Linked DNA regions of Homo sapiens: region 1 is linked to region 2. The links are chromatin loops, found by intact Hi-C in ENCODE. Cell type or tissue: Calu3. All regions are shown on one strand. Each heading gives the region's core, and the rest is flanking DNA. Links, peaks and the distances in the headings are about the cores only. Region 1 overlaps LRRC3B (leucine rich repeat containing 3B). Region 2 has its middle 31 kb from the start of LRRC3B-AS1.

Region 1 (2,931 bases), core at 182-2,681, 63 kb after region 2:
GCCTGTACCTGAACAGTTCCTCCAAGAAATCTAGAATTTCTGTCATTTTTTTTACAGACAGGAACAAAGACTTCAAAAAGCTGATTTGAAATATTCTCAAAGATGAGCTTGGATATACATGTGAGTTCAGATGATGTTGCAGAAATTGATCTGTCATTAATAATGGTTTAGGAGAAGCTGACATGTCATTTCTCACTGACTTAAGCCTCTGGGAAGCTGAGAGAGATGAAGTATAAAACAAAACATGTAAACTGTCAAAAAGAAGAACTCACAGAAAAAAAAAAATAAGCTGACAATGTCCTTTAAAAAACAGTAAGATAACCTGAAGTCTAGCTGAGATTTTTGAGAACTCTTGATCATGCTGGATGTTTTAGGCCTAAGTCATTTCTCTGAGTACGGCTCAGGACCAGGTGTCAGATTTTCACCATGAATTATAATGTCCCCCATGTAAACTCACTGTGAACCGTTTGTTTCTGAGAGCAGACTGTACCCATATGTGTGTCCTGAAGTAGTTAGCATGACCACACAAAGATACCTTATTGAAAACAATAGTTCACCTAATAAGTGACATTTAGTTTATAAAGAAGTGAATTAGACTATATGGATATTGGAGAAAAAGTTTATAATGCCCATACCTGGTGGCACCAGATGGCTATTTTTTTTTCCATGTCTAATTAACAGCCTAAAATAGCCTGTGTGATACATTTCCTAGATGGGGAAACAGTCCAAAGCCTAGCTGAATTGCTGTGATGTTTTCCTGTTCCTGGTGATCTGTTTCTAATAACCTGCAAAATAATGGAATAGAATCATGATTTAAAATCTGTCAGAGAGTTGGGTGTCCTGGAACAAGACCAGGATGGACCTAAAAAATGCTGAAGTGGCTGTTTAAGTATTTCTTGAATGCTGTTCAAGTATTTCTTGCTATTCCATCTATACTAAGACAAGCAGACATAAGAAGCCGGCTGTCCAACAGTGGGGCTTAGAGAAGATTGTGAGCATGTGTAGCAATGCTTCTCAAGTTTTGCTGCATGCTAGAATCTCTTAGAGAGCTCTGGAAAACATCCTAGGTCCAGATTGCACTATATATAAATTAAACCAGAATTTCTAAGGCTGGAACTAAGGCACCAGTAGCTTTAAAATTTTCCCAGGTGGTTCTGATACACAGCCATAAAACAAGGCCTGGTATGATAAATGCAAATGAGGATTACCTGTATGCTCTGGGAGTACTTCAGAGAAAAGAGAAATCAGAAAGACTTCTTTGATGGGGAGTAAGGAGGATGTTCTAGGCAGAGAGAACAGCATAAGCAAAAACAGAGATGAGAAAGTGTGTAGTGGGACAGTGCAAAGTTCTTTTTGACTATAGCCTGGAGGCATAAAGGAGCAGCAGGGGAGAATATCAGAACATCAGAATATTCTGTAGAAGTGCTTGGATACCAGGCTGATGCAATCTTATATGCCATTTCATAGGCAAAAATAATCACTGGAGAAAGAATATTTTGTTTGTTTGTTAATGAACATAGCACCAGTGAGTAAAAAGTGCCTGGAAAAAAGCAGAAATTATAAGCCTGTGTCATATTAGTGGGCTGTTGTTGCTTTAAAATGGCATTTCCTAACTTGAGTCATTGCCTTATCATCTTCATAATTTTTGAATATAATTGTCTAATATATTTTTAAATTACTTAGTTTTACTTAAATATATTTATAAAGGATATCTACGTCTTCATTTATTTATCAATCTACTTATTTAGCTATCATCTGTCTATCTGTCTGTCTGTCCATGAACATTTATATTGCTCTCTCAATGGAAAACTAGTGCCACTTTTCATAAGTTGAAGTTTAACCTTAAAAATCAATACCATAAAAATAAAAATTGTTTCTTCTTAGATACTCTACTGCAGTGAATTAAACAGTGAAGAATTTCTTTATCTAGTAAAGAAATTAGTAGATATTACAAGAAAGAAATAAGCCTATAGTCATAGAGCAAACATTATGACCCTATCATTAAAGCCAATGATGAACTAAAAAGGAAATCTATTTCTCTCTTACGCTCTGAAGCTCTGTTAAAGCCTGTGAGAGGCACCATAATGTCTATATCTTGAGTTACTTGCAGTTTGTTTATGTAGACTATTAGTAAAAGCCAAACTCGAGCCTTCCTACAATGGACATGACTAAGGCATTTTACTGATAAGCAGATCTTACTTGATAGGTTGGCCTAGGATTATTAGTAAAGCCTGGTAGTGCTGAAGACAAATATTCTTTTTTCCTTTTCACTAATTCATCTGTCCTGTTTTCATTAACAATACTTAGCTTTATCTTTTTAGTTATCTTTCATAGATGTGCCCTTTTTATAATACCAAGTGAAGCAGAGCTCATATCTCCAATTCATCATTATTAACCACCCTATTACCTTCAGCTGCAATTCTAACTGTGTCATGGTGACAGAAATGCTCAGTAGTACATTATATTAATAATGTCTACTGGTTACTAAGTGTCTGTCATATGCCAGGTACTGGGCCAAGGTCTGTGCCAAGCATATCACACACATTGTGATATGGTTTAAAATTCTTCATGACCTTATTGCTATTTATTATCACCTTTTTACAGACAAGGAAACCACGACTCAGAGACTAAAGGACTAGTCAAAATGGTCATACTAATAAATGATAGTGCCGGACTTCAGACTAAGGTTCATTTGACTGCAAAGCCTGACCTCATCTACTTCTCTATTCTGCCTCCAACTGACTATGCCTGGTTGTTCAGCTTATTTTAGCTCAATGATTTATGAAAGCCCTGAAGAATCACTGCAAGGATGGATTTGATAGTCTCTGTAAGGCAGAACAAGAGGTATATTGGTGCTGCTGCTGCTGCCACTGCCACTGCCACTGCCACTGCTGCTGTCCCAAATGAGCTGACACGCAGGATGGTTGCATA
Region 2 (2,931 bases), core at 178-2,677:
CACAGCAATATTTAGTGAATAAATGAATAAATGATTGAGGCTATATCTGTCTATTAAATCTATGGGAATCAATCTATACTGTTCCATTTCTGGAAAGTAGGGACAGTGCTTTTTATTTTTTTATACCCTCCTAAATGCTTAGTAGCTGTCTCATAATAAAGGCTCCCTGAGTGCTGGTTGAAAGAATAAATGAATAAACAACCCTTTTCTGGAAGTCCTGGTAAATCTTGCCCCTGCCTCTTTCTCTGTTCTGTGTCTCTCTAATGCTTTAGCCCCCACAGGCTTCATCTGTGTAGCTTATTCATGTTTAAAAATGAAGATGACACTCTACTGTCTTAGAAATATTCTAGACTCCAACTGCTATTTTTAAGAGGGACAAGTGCAATTGCGGTTACAGATCTATGTGAGGAACAGCAGGAGTTTATCATTTGTTGGTGCTGTGGAATAATTCCAACATTTATGGTTCATTTCTCCCTTTCTCCTCCCATCGTGTTTTCTCAGTTCCCAAGCTTGATAATGTCCTGCCATGTTATGAGAAAAATAGTACTAAATCTGATGGCGAGTCTGTGTTTGGGGAGTCTGGAAACACATTCTCTCTCTCTTTCTCTCTCTCTCTCTTTCTCTTCTCATCAAAAATGGCAGAGGTGGGGGCCGGGGTGTCCTGAGAGTAGTTAACTACCCTCACCATATTGTATCCAATCTATGTCATTGGGGGCACTATAGAGGATCCAAAAATAATTAATTTAATGTAGCCCTTCTCTTTCTCTTTTTCCTGGTCTCTGAGTTAAGGAGAAGATGACTAGAAATGTCATCCTCTACACTCTACATGCCAATATTTAGCTGGTAGGGAAACCTGGAGCCAAGGAGTCTGTTGAGCCCCTTTTAAGTGATAACATAAAATTCTAATAGGTAACTGTAGCCCACCTGCAAGGTGGCCCACAGTAATCTCTGCCTTCTGGTATTCATGCCTTCATACAGTTCCCTCCCATATTATACTAGGGTTGGTCTCTGTGACCAATAACCCAATATCACATGACAGAAGTGATGACATGTCACTTCCAAGATTAAATTCTATATCTGCTGTGACTTCCATGTGGGTCTTGTTCTTTCTCTCTCTTGGGTCATTCACTGTGGTGAAGCTAGCTCTGTGACTGTAAGCAGCCCAATGAGCACGCCTGCATGGTGAGAGACTGAAGTTCATTACCAACATCCATGTAAGTGGACTTGGCTCTTTGAACTCATCAAAGCATTGGGATGCCCGTAGCGCTGGTAAACATCTTGACCATAATTTCACAAGAGATTCTCAACCAGAACTATCCATCTAAAATGTTCTTAGATTCCTGACTTCAGAAGCTGGGTGAGATCATCAATGTTTGTTCTTATAAGCTGTTAAGTTTTGGAATAACTTGTTTTGCAGCAATAATTAACTAGTGCGGCTTTGTGGTTAATGCAAGGAGTTGAAATCAGACTGTGGTTGACATTGCCACATTTTAGCTATGTGAATTCTATGGGTTCCTTATTTTTCTGAGCTCCGAATTTATCATTTAAAAATAGCAACCTCATCTCATAATATCTACCTCATAGAGATATGATTCAATGGGGAAAATTCATGTAAACACACTTAGCACTGTGATTGCCACGTAGTTCAGTGCTCATCAATTCAACAGTAATTTAAAGAAATTCTCAAAATAAATATAAATATTTAAAAACCCTCTTATCGCCATTTGGAGTACAGCTAGTTCTAATTTAAAGCAGTGGAGAAACATATTTATTAGTAAGAATTCAATGAGCAGTACAGATGTGATGGGCAGGAAGTAGGTGAAAATGTTGGTTGTCTGGTGGTCTAGAAGGGAGCTCAAAGCCTGATTCATTTGCATATTAATATAAATTCCCACAGAGAGATTTTTAACTGTCCAGTAGGTCCTGAACACTGTTTGCACAAAGGCCCAAACCCTGATGAGATGTCCTGCTTATATAGATTTGAATCTTTTCCCCTTTAAGTATGGTTTTGCCTCAGGAAAATCACCGTTAAACATGAAGACATAGTTTCTTATTACACAAATGGAAACACGGAAATGCAGAGAATTTAGCCTCTTGTCTCAGGTCCCCAGATAGACATGCATCAGATTAGAACCCTGGTCTTGTGCTTTGCCTCCGAATCTCCTATGTCATCTGTGAGTTGCAAGGAGACATCCCAGAGCAGCTGAGACACATTCAATCCCTTATGCTTGCTTTGCTAAAAGGAGAGTGACTATGAAGCCAAGCATAGCAACTTATGTCTAACACATGTTAAGTACGACTCAGGCCAAATGTATTGCCTGGGAATTCTGTTCAGTGCTCTGATTCTCACTCTCTACATGTCAAAAGTAGTTTCTGCAGAGCATTAGCAGTGACAAACCCTATAAATCTAATTGCTCCTCAGGTGGTCCAGATGTGGTCTGAGTCTACTGTTAGGCCCATTTCATCATACTGGGGTCACCACTGACCTTTCAATGCTTCGATGCTATTGGAGATGCTGTGATTTTGGTGCTGGGATACTGCTGACCTCTTCATAGTTCTGTGACGCTGAGGATGCTGCTGAACTTGTCAAGGTTTGGTTCTACAGTGCCAGGAATGCTACTGATTTTCTCATGGTCAGAAGAAGCTTGCTGAAAAGAAAAGCTTTCCTGTATAGATATTAATGGGAAGGATTTGCCAGCTCCATACTCACCTTGCATATGAAGGCTCTCTCACGATTACAGCCCAAATAGAAACTCAAGAGTCTGTAATGGTTGCTGGCTTTGTAGAACAATTCTCCCAAGCTGTCGGTTTTACACAAACTTTTTGGGCTATTTTCCCAGGTTTCTCAAACTGGAGCTCCAGATATAAGAATTTGTTAGATACACGTAGTTTACAGCAGCATGCTCAGAATGAGGATCAGCTGAAGTCACT

Evidence for each region. Peaks named below come from ENCODE experiments on the same cell type or tissue, not always from the same donor. Only the 100,000 strongest peaks of a DNase experiment are listed, where the experiment ranks them.
Region 1: it touches region 2 in a loop (5-fold over the local background); 1 of 110 quality-filtered maps calls a loop at or near these places.

The regions. Positions count from the first base shown.
Region 1 is chr3:26,653,306-26,656,236 of GRCh38, forward strand. All of the region lies in intron 1 of LRRC3B (leucine rich repeat containing 3B), which reads left to right. Among named protein-coding and RNA genes, the nearest start is that of LRRC3B, 32 kb to the left of the region's middle. In Calu3, for the core only: no CTCF peak of the experiment used is centred there; no DNase peak of the experiment used is centred there.
Region 2 is chr3:26,589,879-26,592,809 of GRCh38, forward strand. No RefSeq gene overlaps it. Among named protein-coding and RNA genes, the nearest start is that of LRRC3B-AS1, 31 kb to the right of the region's middle. In Calu3, for the core only: no CTCF peak of the experiment used is centred there; a DNase peak (open chromatin) is centred at 1,423.